Regions from separate parts of the Homo sapiens genome. Here regions 1 and 2 are each linked to region 3. A link is a contact called in ENCODE Hi-C or POLR2A ChIA-PET data. All regions are on one chromosome and are shown on one strand. The core of a region is the stretch at or near the end of the contact, and the rest is flanking DNA. Distances in the headings are between cores, read along the strand shown. Region 1 has its middle 51 kb from the start of LMO2. Region 2 holds the start of CAPRIN1 (cell cycle associated protein 1). Region 3 holds the start of QSER1 (glutamine and serine rich 1).

Region 1 (3,959 bases), core at 568-3,067, 1.1 Mb before region 3:
CCCTGTCATCTTTCCATTAAAGCTACCTCCATTACTTCTAGTGACGGAAATGTTCTACCAGCTACAGGGCATTGGGGTGTGCTTAGTCTCCAGAACCACCTCTCATTAATCAGCCACCTCCAACCATTTTGGTGCCATAGGGGCAGAGATTCACCTCCGTAACAAAATATATGAAACTTGGATGGTGTTTCCTGTTAAACGAATGAGTCTTCTGATTTCTTTGATCTCACCCTCCTACCAGACAGAAATTGATAAATGGGGACATGTTCCAATGAGAGTGACCAGCCTCATGGACTGGACTCACAAGCATTCTGGATGGAGACATCTCGGAAGGAATATACCAACTCTTTTGTAATATTTGATGAGTTTCCACACAGAAGCAGTGTTAGACCTAAATTTCCTATGGTTCTGGAGAGCACAGCAAAAACTAAATGATGGCTCCAGAGCAACAGCATTTAATTCAAATAAAAGAAGAAATCTCTATCAACCAGAATGATCTGAAAACGAAATGGACTACCTAGTTGAGTAGTGAGTCTCCTGTCCAAGCCTTACCTGGGTATGAGTTGTATATTTCATTCTATTACACATATAATAAGGGACGTTTCGTAGGTAGGCTATTCCTGAGGAAGGTCTGGACACTGAGAAGTAGGGAAAAGGGATACTCTAATACAAATAAAAATTAAACATCATTAGTAGCTCCCTATGTGGGTAATGAGCACTTCCATGTACCAGCACAACAATCCTGTGCAGTGAGTCCTATAATTACCACCATGATACAGGCAAGGAGACTGAGATGGAGACAGGTGTGTAACTTGTCCAAGGTTGCACAGCGAGGAGGTGCAGAGCTGGGACTCAAATCCTAGCAGCCAAACTACCACCCATTATGCCAGAGTACCCGCTCCATTCCTACTTCCTCTCTACCTCCCCAGTCCCTTCTATTATAGTATAAAACGACTAGAGCTTGAAAAAGAGATTTCTGGACAGGCACGGTGGCTCACGCCTGTAAATCCCAGCACTTTGGCATTTTGGGAGGCCAAGACAAGAGGATTGCTTGAGCCCAAGAGTTCGAGACCAGCTGGGCGACATAGTGAAAACTTGTGTCTACAAAATAATAATAATAATAAAAATGCCGGGCACGGTGGCTCACACCTGTAATCCCAGCTCTCTGGGAGGCCGAGGCAGGTGGATCACTTGAGGTCAGGAGTTCGAGACCAGGCTGGCCAACATGGTGAAACCTTGTCTTTACTGAAAATACAAAAATTAGCTGGGCGTAGTGGCGCACACCTGTCATCCCAGCTACTCAGGAGGCAGAGGCACAAGAATCGCTTGAACCCAGGAGGCGGAGGTTGCAGTGAGCCAAGATCCTGCCACTGCATTCCAGCCTGGGTAACAGAGCGAGAACTTGTCTCAAAAAAAAAAAAAATTCTACCAAGAAAATTCATCAGAATGGGCCCCAAACTCAGAATAGTAACTAACAATTAAAAAAGACCTAAATCAGGGGAAATGACCATGCTTGAGTACAATTTGCAAATCACCTTGAAAGAGAGAGTATGTCTTCCAGAAAATCGAGAGCCAATTTTAAAACACCCACATCCTCTGGGCCTCTCCCTCCTCCCCAAAGTTTCTTCTGGCCTTGCTCAGGCAAAAATCCCTTTGCCTTCATTTGCATTGTTCTTGGGAGGGGGAGAGTGAGCCAGCTCTGAAGTCACTCCTCTGAGAAGAGAGCCAGAATCACACCACAGTCAGTGTGACCAGCGTGACCTCCGTGGGAATTTGGCTGAAGCATCCAAAATGAGTCAAATGAATTAATCAACTCTTCCCCTAGAGAATGCGGACACTTGATCCTTCACAAGAAAATGAGGATGCCCCACCCAGTGGCAAGAAATGAGGGCACTGGTTACCAAAAGGAAAATAGAAAAATGGGAAGAACAGTGTTTTAAAGTGCATCTACCTTGTTTGACCCTGAGCTTGGGTGGCAGACCCAGGTGGGTCTGCCAGGCCACCATCATTTGTCAAACTACATTCACCCTGGACATTCAGGAAGGCCCTAAAACTGAAACAGCATCTCCCAACAGCATCTGGAGGACCACAAAGAATTTCTGTGGGGCTACATCATTTTCCCCAGTGTTTCTCTATGCCTTGCAAAGCAGTTGATTATGAGGATCCTAGGCTCTTTTTTTTTTTTTTTTTTTTTTTAAGGGATGGGGGTCTCACTCTGTCTCCAAGGCTGGAGTGCAGTAATGCAATCATAGCTCACTGCAGCCTCAAAATCCTGGGCTCAGGGGACCTTCCTGCCTCAGTCTTCCAAGTAGCTGGACTACAGGTATGTACCACCATGCCTAGCTATTTAAAAAAATTTTTGGAGAGATGGGGTCTCACTATATTGCCCAGGCTGATCTTGAACTCCTGGCCTTAAGGTATCCTCCCACCTCAGCCTCCCAAAATGCTGGGATTGCAGGTGTGAGCCACCGCCCTCTGCCAAGGATCTGAGGTTCGTGAATATCCCAGAGCCCTGATACAATCTAGAGGTCACATTGTATTAACTTTTTCTAACTCCTTCTTCCTTTGAGCCACCTCATGAAGTGCCTACTTACTTGGGGTTTCCATTCTAGGCTGCAGGGGTCCTACCCATTCCCACATCATCACCTTTCCACCAAGGAATCTGAGGGTGACCTGGATAGTCATGATTTTTATTTAGCAAGACAGTGAAAATAATTTTCATCTCAATGAAATTTTAAGACCAAGCAGATTGTGCATAGCCCTCCTTGGCCTCCTGGGACCCCAGGCCACTGTGGCCCCACTAGCAGGGAGGAGAGGATGACTTTGCAATGTAAGGGCTATTCGTCATTAGAACAACAAGGCCAGCAGCAGCATGGCTCTGGCCTTATCGGAGCAGGAGGCCTCGCTGGATTCTATTAATTGCCGAATGCTGTTGGGTTTGGCAGATACAGGAAGCAGTTTACATGGCTACACAGTGCCCTGGCTCACAGTGTCTCTGAAATGGTATTATTGTAGTGGGATAATTGTGATTAGGGACAGTTCCCCGAGGAAGACCAGGCCTTTGATGATTGAGTCACTTCCTCTCTACTCTACTTCAGTGTGATAGCGTGGCTCGCCCCACAGACACACACACCCTTTGCTGGCCAGAGAGCCCTGAGTCCCACAGCAGGGTTCCCAAACCAAGAGCCAAGAGCTGCATCAGAGCCAGGATCATTGGAGAAATGGAAGCAGGCTAGAGACCACCCCCCACCATTTTTTTTCTTTTTTAGGTCATGATGACAAGCAACCTGGTTAATGATTTCAGTTGTAAATGTGTCCCTAACTCCTACGACAGCATGTGCTTTGGAGCTGGAGGAACCAGGCTCTATGTTTACTGGCTGTGTGACTTTGAGAAGTCCATTCTTTGAGCCTCAGTTTCCCCATTTGTAAAGTGAGGATGATAAGAGAATCTACCTCAAATGATCATTGTGGGGGTTAAATGGGATTACTTTAACGTTTGTAAGCACCTGATAAATGGTAACTATATTATTATTATTGCCATTGTTGTTATTGCCACTAAGTACTGCCCCCAACCCCAAGCAATAATTTCCTGAAGGCTGGATCGGGGTGCCTCTGCTTGGTGGAAATGCAGCCACCTCAGAGATGAAGGCTGAGGAGGGATGAAGCTGGCCTGATGAGAAGGCCTGGAGTAGAGCCACATCCCAGTCTCAGCTGCCTTAGGGGCCATTCCCCAGGCCTGAGCTCCCCGGGAATCAGAACCCACGTCTCTCTCTGTGCACTTGGCAGGCAGTCTCTAATCCTGCTGGGTGCTGCCGTATCACCCACTCTGCCCAAGGGCTTTTTGTTTGTTTATTTGTTTGTTTGTTGAGACAGTTTCACTCTGTCACCCAGGCTGGAGTACAGTGGTGCGATCTTGGCTCACTGCAACCTCCACGTCCGGGGTTCAAGCGATTCTTGTG
Region 2 (4,141 bases), core at 1,134-3,633, 1.2 Mb before region 3:
ATAAGTAAAATTAATAAGACCTAAACATCACCAGTTTTCTTCAACTTATTTCCCACAGCCCAAGTTTTAGCCAGTTACTATATCAGCACCTCAAGTAACACTATTAGGTGTCTGGCCACATAAACACTGCAAAATGATTTCCTGGAAATTCAAGATGTTATAAATATGTTTTCCTAGAGGCAGACAAGTAGAAGTTATCAAGGCTTCATTTTACTTTATAAGGTAAAATTCAAGTTAACATGATAGTCACAGACGTAATTACCTCGTTTTTACAAACGACTAATTTGTTTCTCCCCTTCCACCTCTGATCTTACTCATTTTAATTATTCACTCTGCCCAGACCTTTTCTCTACATACATACACACGCCCCTCTAAACAAGAGTTTACACTGTCCTGCGATGAAAGCATAAAACAAAAGGCTGACTTGCAGATGAAGATATACCTCAGTAGTTTGATCTACAAGGACTAAATATTGAATCCAAAAAATCGTGGGTGTGGCTCGATTTTTTTTTTTTTTAGAGGGGGGCCTAAGGAGGCCAGTCGGGGCGGCTGCCTGGTCTCTGCCCTCCCCCTCTGCTTTCGCTTTGTGCTCACAATGCAGCTCCAGTAAAGCGCTTCCCTCTCCCCGCAGCCGCCGCCATGTTAGACGCTCTCTCCATGTGCCCCGAGTCCCAGCCATCCTCTCCAGTCTCCCCAGGACCCAGCCCCCAACGAATCTAAATCGTGGCAGTCCCCCGCCCCTTCACAGTCCCCTAGGAACAAAAAGTCGCTGCAGAAAATCATCTCGCGATTGAGCTGAGCCTGAGGCTCGGGGGGACACCTAAACAATTGAAACAAAGAGGGAAACGCAGGGGAGCCCATCGCATGGGCGCGGGGGTAGCAAATCGAAGACCCATTCAAAATGGGCCTGCCGGAAAGGCAGTTCTACCTTAAGATTCTAAACACACTTCTCTCCTACGGAAGAAGAGGGGACGCTCGACAGGTCTCGAGTGCATGGTAACCGAGCGGACAGACCCCAAGGCTGCAGGACGCAGGCCGCCCCAACTCCACGAGGCGGTCGGTTGAACCCGGAGCCCCCCGCGCAGGGACCTCTTCATTTTGGGCCCTCGTCAGAGAAATCGGGCCTCAGAGACGGAAAGAAGGGCACCATACAGTGAAGTCCTGACGACAGGCCCCCACCCTCACATGTCCCACTCCTAAAGGCCAAAAAGCCGGACCCACAGCGGAAGAGTAATAAAGAGGCCTGGGGTACAGTGCCGCGTCCGAGTCAGGTGACAAGTGCCTCTTCCAAGAGCCCGTTTTCTGGGCACGAAGCTCCCGCTGAACGTGGAGACGGGGCGTGTGGGCCAGGGGGTGGGAGGAGGGGACCTAGTAACGCTCCCGAGACGAAAAGAAGCGAAGGCTCCAGCGACCAGGGTCGGAGGGGCCGCAGAGCCCGGCCGCAGCCACCCCTCCCTTCCCCGCCAACTCCTGGCACCTTTTTCTTCTCCAGGTTCCGAAGTTTCTTGTCGATCACCCCGAGAATCTGCTTCATGGCCTCGGTCTGGACAGCGCCGGTGCCGGTTGCGGGGTGCTGAGAAGCCGGCGCGGCGGCCCCGGCTCCCGCGGCCGCCTCACTCCCGGAGGAACCCGACGGCGGTGGCGGTCCGGACGACTTGCTGCCGCTCCCGCTGTGGCTGGTGGCCGAGGGCATCTTCAGACCGCAAGGAGAGAGAAGAAAAAGCGGGAGGAAGGACAAGAGCGGCCAGTCAGGAGACGGACGGGGCGAGACGCGGGACAAAACGCGCAGCGAGCGGTAGCCTACGCGAGCGGGTGGGGGAGGGGGCGCGGCGCGCCTCGAGGGCAGGAAGAGTGCGCGGGCGCGCGCGCGACCCGCCAGCGGGGCGCCCGGCTGGGCCTCGCACCGCCCCCCGACCCGCCCCTCCCCCGCGGAGCCGCCGGCTCGGCCTACCAGCCCGGGGGCTCCGAGGCTCGCGCCGGAGGCGGGGCATCGCCGCGCCGGCCGCCAACGGCCACTGCAACGGTCCCTACCGGGGAGGGCCGGCTTTTGCCGGCTTCCGGAGAAGGGAGGAAAGAGAGAGGTCGGGGCTTGGGGGCAGAGAAGGGCATGGGAAATGACCGGGGTGGGGTGGGGGGACTTGGGGGCAAGCCCCTCGGAAGCTCCAGCGGGTCCGGAGATAAAGGACACCCGGGCGCAGCGGCCCTCTTCCCCTGCAGCGGCTCGGTCCCGGGTGGCGCTCACCGTGCGCGCGCGGAGGCCGCTGGAAATCACGAGTGGGCAGCTGAGGGGGCAAGGGTGGTGGTCCCTTCCGGGCAGTGTCGCGCGCTCCGTGGGCGCAGGCCGCTTCGCCCTGTCCCGCTGCACCGAGAGCCGCTCCTAGTGAGGCGAGAGCCGGGAGCGGGAGGGACTTAGCCAGCCAGCAGCCCTCTGGGTCGCGAGGGGCGGGAGAAGCGGAGAGCGGGGGCCTTCGCGGCCGCTCGGGCTGCCCGGCGCGAACGCCTGCCCGGAAGAGGCCGCCCGCTAGCTTCTCCGCCGTCCCCCGGCCCCGGCGCTGTGGGGCGCCTCCTGGACGCAGGTGGGGATGGCCCCGGCAAGGCCGAAGGAAAGGCCCCTTGAGTTTTGAGAGCAATCGACGCTAGGGTCCTTCAGGCGAAATCGTTTGACGCCCAAACGGGGACAATAGGTGTCAAGCAGCTGGCTCTGGAGCTGGCAACTGCCCCTTGAAGAGCCCTTATTTGGGGTGGGGGTGGGGGTTGGGGGGCAAAGGTTTCTGCAAGTAAGGGGTGCGTGGGGTGGGTGGTGCGATCCCAGCTTCTAGAATTCCTTCTGTATGCAGAGCGAGCAAACTCCATACCCCAAAACGTCTTTTGAAAAAAAGACAACTCGCCGCTTCCCCACCAAACAATCACCCAGTAACCTAGGAGTTCTCTGTAGAACGTGTCGGACACGGTCATGGTTGGTGGCTTTTTAAATCCTAAAGCTCTGGCCTCACAAAGAGTCTTCAGCTACCCTATGATGTTATACATCCAGTAGGCCTGAGTATTACGAATTATTAGACTTTTGTTTCCTTTTTTTTTAGGTTTACCTAACACTGTAAAGAGAACGTTCAATGAAATACAAAGAAAAAGATGATTTTTTTGCTCCAAGAGAATTATTCCAGCCTTGGGGTGGAGTGGGTGTGGACAGTGAGCAGAAAAACAAGAAACCAAGTTCTGGGAGGAAATAAAATGAATATAATCAGTGGAAAATTCAGCAACGCAATATTGTGTGACAACAGTAAATGACCAATTTATAATTTAAATTCTATGAAAAAGAGATTTAGAAGAGAGTTCTACCAAACCCACTGTTCCCTAGGGAATAAAATGAGTAACGCTGACTGGCAACAGTGCATCCTGAGGGAGCCTGGAGAAACAACAGCAGCCTCCGACCTCAAGATATCCTGGTTAGCTGCAAAGTCTGTTATATATTCATTCAAATATTTATTAAGCACCTTACTGTGTGCTGGGAACTCTTAAGTGCTAGGGATTATGAACAAAACATATTTACATGGAGCTTACAATCTAAGTAAGGGGAAGACAAGTAAATACATGTCAGATAGTGAAATGGTAGAGAAAAGAAAAAACGGTGGTCAGGGAAAGCCTTACTGACATTTGAGCTAGTACTGAAGGAAGTGAGGAAGAAGGCTAAGCAGCTACCTTGGAGGAGGAATTTTCCAGGTAGAGGAAACACCAAGTACTAAGATCTGAGACGGAGTGTGCTTTTTGGGTTCAAGGAACAGCACGGAAACCATAGTGGCAAGAGCAGAGAGTAGGAGATGAGGTCAAACATATTAAAGGGGGCTGGTCTTGTAGGGCCTGAAAGACCACGGTAAGGACTTTGGCTTTTGCTGCATTAGATGGGGAGTCATAGTTTCAAAATTTAGTCACCTAAACCATCCTTAGCACTACGCTGAGCAATTATGCCAGGCCTAGAGGCTAGAAACGGAGATGATAATCCTTTAGCTCCTTGCAACTCAAAGTTTATTCAGCCCAACCTCTCTCACTACCACTATCACTACTATCTTGGACTGCATAGCAGACTTAACTGAATCTACATTTTAACAAGATCTTCAGGAGATTTGTGTGTACATTAAAGTTTCAG
Region 3 (4,215 bases), core at 910-3,409:
GCTGTTCAATGATGAGAAAGTAATTTTCATTTGTAAATTATCCTAGTCAATGCAAAAAGCTACTTGAAAAAGATAGTCAAATTACCATCAGCAAGAAATAATGGGTGAAGTGCCAAACGTCTTTCATGAAACTCCTTAAAATGGCTTACTTGTATGTAATACAAAATTATGGCTATTTCTGAAAGGTTTCAGCATTTAATTACTTAGCTCCAAATTGGCACATCACATTATTTTTGTTAACTCCCAAGTCTTGAAAACAAAGGGCCTAAAATTTTCTGAGAAAGCTTATATTCCTATTCTTGAAGCAAATTTTTCTCATTCTTTCACAATCGTCCCAATGGACAATCTAAGACAAAGACCAGCTACCCTTCACACTTATTTGCTCAATCATGAACGTAGAACTTTCGTAAAAACAAAGAAGATAACCTGGAACACGGTAATGTATAAACTTAAAACAAAAGTTCACTTCTGTCGTGAAAAATAATGAAGAAATCTGATGAGATCATAAAGCCACGAAGCTTCCTGTTGGTAGCTGAGGATGAAGTCATTAGCAACCCAGGATTCCCTGGTCCATGTAATCAGAAGCTGCACCTACCAGATTCTGTATTGTTCGGGAGAGGTGGCTTTAAAACACCCCGCTCACCAATTCTCCAAACCAGACCACGCCTTCCAGTTATCATTCAAATGGGACCGTTTCACAGTGTGGCACTACTACACATTTCCCGCGAGCTTAAATATCAAGTAGGAGTCAAAATTTTAGATTCCCTTGGTCATGCAAGATGAACTCTTGAACCCCACGCTACATAATGCACCCGGACCTTAAAGGCCGAGATGGAGAAGCATGCTTTGGTTCTTCAACCTTTACGGCCTTCACTACCCCCACCCCAACCCCCGCCCCATTTCTTCCCAACTCTCAGTCACCCCGAGGCATAGAAGGCAAAGAAAGATTCCTTACTTCCTGCTGTTGTTAAAAGGGGAGGAAACCTAAGAGCAACTTTGAACGCGTGGAAGAAAAATCGCCTAAATCTTGGCCACCAGCGCAAACATATGTCACCCGGCCCTGGAGCCGCGTTCGCGCCCTGCCGGGCCCCCTCTTCTGCCCTGCGCCCCGGGGATTCTCCCGTAGCCCAGCCCTCCCGGGCCCCCCAGTGTCTCCGGGACGCGGTTCCGCGACTCTTCCTCTCCCGCCTCCGCAACCCTCACACGCCGGAGTCCCCAAGACCGCATTGTCGGCCACCCAGGTTCCAATACAATGGATCGCCACTGCCCCAAACTCTCCGGCGCCCCCTTCGGACCCCCGGCGCCAATCCTGGGTCTCACAGATCCCGAGTTCAGCCACGAGCCCAAACTTCACCATGTGAGAGCCCAGGACCCAAGAGGTGACGGAGCCCCACGACTCCCGCCCAGCTATTCCTTCACCCGCCGTCCCCAGGCGCGAATCCTGCACCGGGCGCCCCCACCTACCCGCGACCACCCCGTAGGAGTCATCAGCCGCCTCCCCCGAGCTGGCCGAGGGCGAGCGGAGGGCTCCCCGCCCGGCCCAGACCTCTGGGCGGCGCTGCAACCGAGCGAAGGCCCCAAACGCATCCCCGGCCTTTCCTGGTCCACCGCGACCCCGCCGCCCACCCTCCCTACCTGGCCTTGAGGCTGGGGCTGCTGCCGCTACTGCAGCTGCCACTGCTGCAGCTGCTGCTGGCGGCGGCGGCGGCGGCTCGGGGTTCGTACGCCCAGGCTGGGGCGGGGGGCTGCGCAGCGGCGCTGGCGGGGACGGGGGCGGCGGGGGGCGCGGGCGGCGGCGGCGGCGGCGGCTCGGTGAAGCCCGAGGTCGCGTAGTTCCTGTCCATCGTGGGGGTGGCGTAGGGAGGGCGGGCAGCAGCGGGGGATCCTCCAGGGCTCCGTGTGACGGGGGCGGGCAGGGAGAGGGGGCGGGGGAGGAAGAGGGGGCGGCGGCGGTGGAGGGAGCTGCCCCCTCACATGGCCCCGGCGAGCAGGCGGGAGAAGGGCGCGCTGGCGAGTCTGGGCCGCAAAGACCCGGGCCGCGGCGGGCGGCGAGGCCCCAGCTGGGCGTCAGGGAAGCGGAGGCACCCGCGGCCGGGACTCGCGGCGACGGCGGCGGCGGCGGCGGCCGCTGCGCCCCATGTTGGTGGATTTCCCAGGATGCACCTCCCGCCCCCCTCCGCCCCGCGGCCTTGCCCCGCCTCCCCTCTGAGCCCCGCGCTTGCCGCTCGCGGGGCTGGCGGGCGGCCGCGAGGCCTCCGCCACCGCAGGACGCTTCGCGAGGGACAGTTGGGGCCGAGAAGGCGCGGGTCCTGCGGGGCCCGGCCGACTTCAGGGACTCCGAGGGGCGCCCGCCAGCCGGAGCCCGCGAACCGCAGACTTCCCGCCTTCCGCAGCCCGGAAGGGAGCTGTCCGCACTCGCCGCGGCCCGCGTGGGAAGGGACCGCGCCTGGCTATCGCCCCGCGCGGGGGAGGGGAAGTGGAGTGGAACCCAGCGTAGGGCGCTGCTCAGGGGTAGCCGGGTCAACGCTTTGCTTGGAGCTCACTATTTGACCCTTCGGGTTATTTTGAGGGACTCCAGTACTCAGTTCCCTGATCGCGATTTCTTTCTCTGCGCCCCAATCCAGAAACAGCTGAGCGAGCTCTTTTGCAGTTCCGCTTACTCCCTCCCCAAAGCTTGCTGGGCTAGAGGACCCTTTTCCTGCTGTTAGGGGAGATTTATATTCAAAGAGATTCAAATTCAAACGTATTATTTTCCAATCCTCGCTGAAAGGGCCTTTCCCAAGGGCTCTTATTAACTGTCCCCACCCCCACCTTGGGGATTTTTCTCGCTCTGGGTTTCAGAATCTTCTATCCCAAGATAGATAACCACCTCTTCATTGATTAATCCAACTACCATCTGGATGACTTTAATTACAATAAATTTAAACTCACCATGCACTCTGATGTTGAGGGGTTTTGTTTGAGACTTGGAACTTCAGCAGGACTCTCTCCCCAAACATTTCCTATCTGATCTCCAAGCTGCTTGGTGTGCGGTAATTTAATGACTATTTGCGGTTCTTCTGTTGCATAGCAGAGTTGTATTTCTTGTAATAACTCACAAGTATTGAAACTAGGGAATCGTACAAATCATCGTTTGGCCCTTGGGCCATAAATTTAAAGGTTAAAATAACAGTAAAATTTCTATTTAATGACCACCTCCTTTTAAAAATCAATATTGGTTTAACACCTATTATGTGCTTAGCACAGAAATCTATCCCTCAAGATAAGCATAACATAAAGGTTTAAGCAAATCAGCCGTAGTGAAAGACCTAATAAACTTGATACGCTATCTCTGATGACCATTGAAAAAGTTTAAACTTTGGTAATAATCTGGTGTTGGATCTGCTATGCCTTGCGAGATTAATTTTGTTCTGGAAGATCCTGTTTTCCTCCTGGCGCCTACATCCTTTTGTTCCTATTCATTCCTTTTTGCAAGTCTTTCTGCACCTGTGATGCTTGGAGCCTGGTCCCCGGGTGGGGAAGCAAGGAAGTGAGTAGTCGTTATTTACACATGAATTCAAACGTGTAGGCACAGCGACTTTGCCAATTTTATGTTAATTACAAAATGCATTTACTGAGGATATCTTTGAAAAGTGGTTTTTCTTTGAAAAGGAATTTGCGAACTAATCTGAGTTCATGCAGAGAAGTAACGTAAATCTTCATTACATTTATTTTTCTTCCTGCAAACTGGAAATGTGGGATCTAAATTAAAAAGTTTTCACAACTAGCTATTATATTTATAAGTACTTTTGTGAGCGCTAAAGTTTTGTCTCTATGAAAAGTATAGGAAATGGAGTGGCATGCTATAAATGTTTTATGACACTTAGTTTGAGATACCCACAACTGGCACTCAGAGTGAGTTACGCAGGCAATACCAAACAAGTGGCAATAAAACCTTTATAGTCCCTCACACCATTATGTAGTTTGTTTATGTCACATAAATCAGGGAAAGATATTAAGGGAAAATTCTAGTGAGTATTTTTAGTAATATTACTCTGTCACCATATGTTCCTTTGCCATTTAAATGAAATTTCCTTAGTTCACTCTAAATCAGTACAATTATATTTATTTTCAAATGTTACATGTCTACAAATAACATCATTACATTTTTTATCAATACTATTTTTAATTGACAAATCATAATTGCATACATTTATGGGGTACAATGTGATGCTT

The links. Hi-C counts contacts between places; a loop is a spot of excess contacts on that map. ChIA-PET counts read pairs that join two places held with the same protein, here RNA polymerase II (POLR2A). Pooled maps may share reads with other maps.
Region 1: a pooled map shows a loop between it and region 3 (4-fold over the local background). The contact joins the enhancer-like site here to the promoter of QSER1 in region 3. A Hi-C loop is called at or near these places in 2 of 50 pooled maps. POLR2A ChIA-PET finds 5 or more read pairs at or near these places in 2 of 52 experiments (A673 and WTC11).
Region 2: a map of CD8-positive, alpha-beta T cell shows a loop between it and region 3 (10-fold over the local background). The contact joins the promoter of CAPRIN1 here to the promoter of QSER1 in region 3. A Hi-C loop is called at or near these places in 5 of 168 maps with a recorded cell type or tissue (B cell, CD8-positive, alpha-beta T cell, OCI-LY7 and 2 more), 6 of 37 single-sample maps with no recorded cell type and 15 of 50 pooled maps.

What each region holds. Positions count from the first base shown.
Region 1 is chr11:33,940,874-33,944,832 of GRCh38, reverse strand. No RefSeq gene overlaps it. Among named protein-coding and RNA genes, the nearest start is that of LMO2, 51 kb to the right of the region's middle. RefSeq lists cis regulatory regions at 1-198, 2,691-3,288 and an enhancer at 1-2,094. Within about 2 kb of position 1,817, at least 5 of the 41 ENCODE cell types and tissues checked have a DNase peak (open chromatin) inside an H3K27ac peak, as active enhancers do.
Region 2 is chr11:34,049,973-34,054,113 of GRCh38, reverse strand. It overlaps CAPRIN1 (cell cycle associated protein 1), which reads right to left and starts at 2,383. Exons shown (of 19, transcript NM_005898.5): 1 at 2,243-2,383; 2 at 1,478-1,693. The coding sequence starts at 1,693. It overlaps LOC101929918 (a long non-coding RNA gene), which reads left to right and starts at 787. Exons shown (of 3, transcript XR_931177.3): 1 at 787-1,795; 2 at 3,081-3,443. RefSeq lists enhancers at 510-789, 820-889, 960-1,029, 1,100-1,169 and silencers at 1,780-2,079, 2,120-2,669, 2,529-2,728.
Region 3 is chr11:32,890,755-32,894,969 of GRCh38, reverse strand. It overlaps QSER1 (glutamine and serine rich 1), which reads right to left and starts at 2,159. Exons shown (of 13, transcript NM_001076786.3): 1 at 1,636-2,159. The coding sequence starts at 1,844. RefSeq lists silencers at 1,387-1,786, 1,867-2,486 and an enhancer at 3,234-3,808.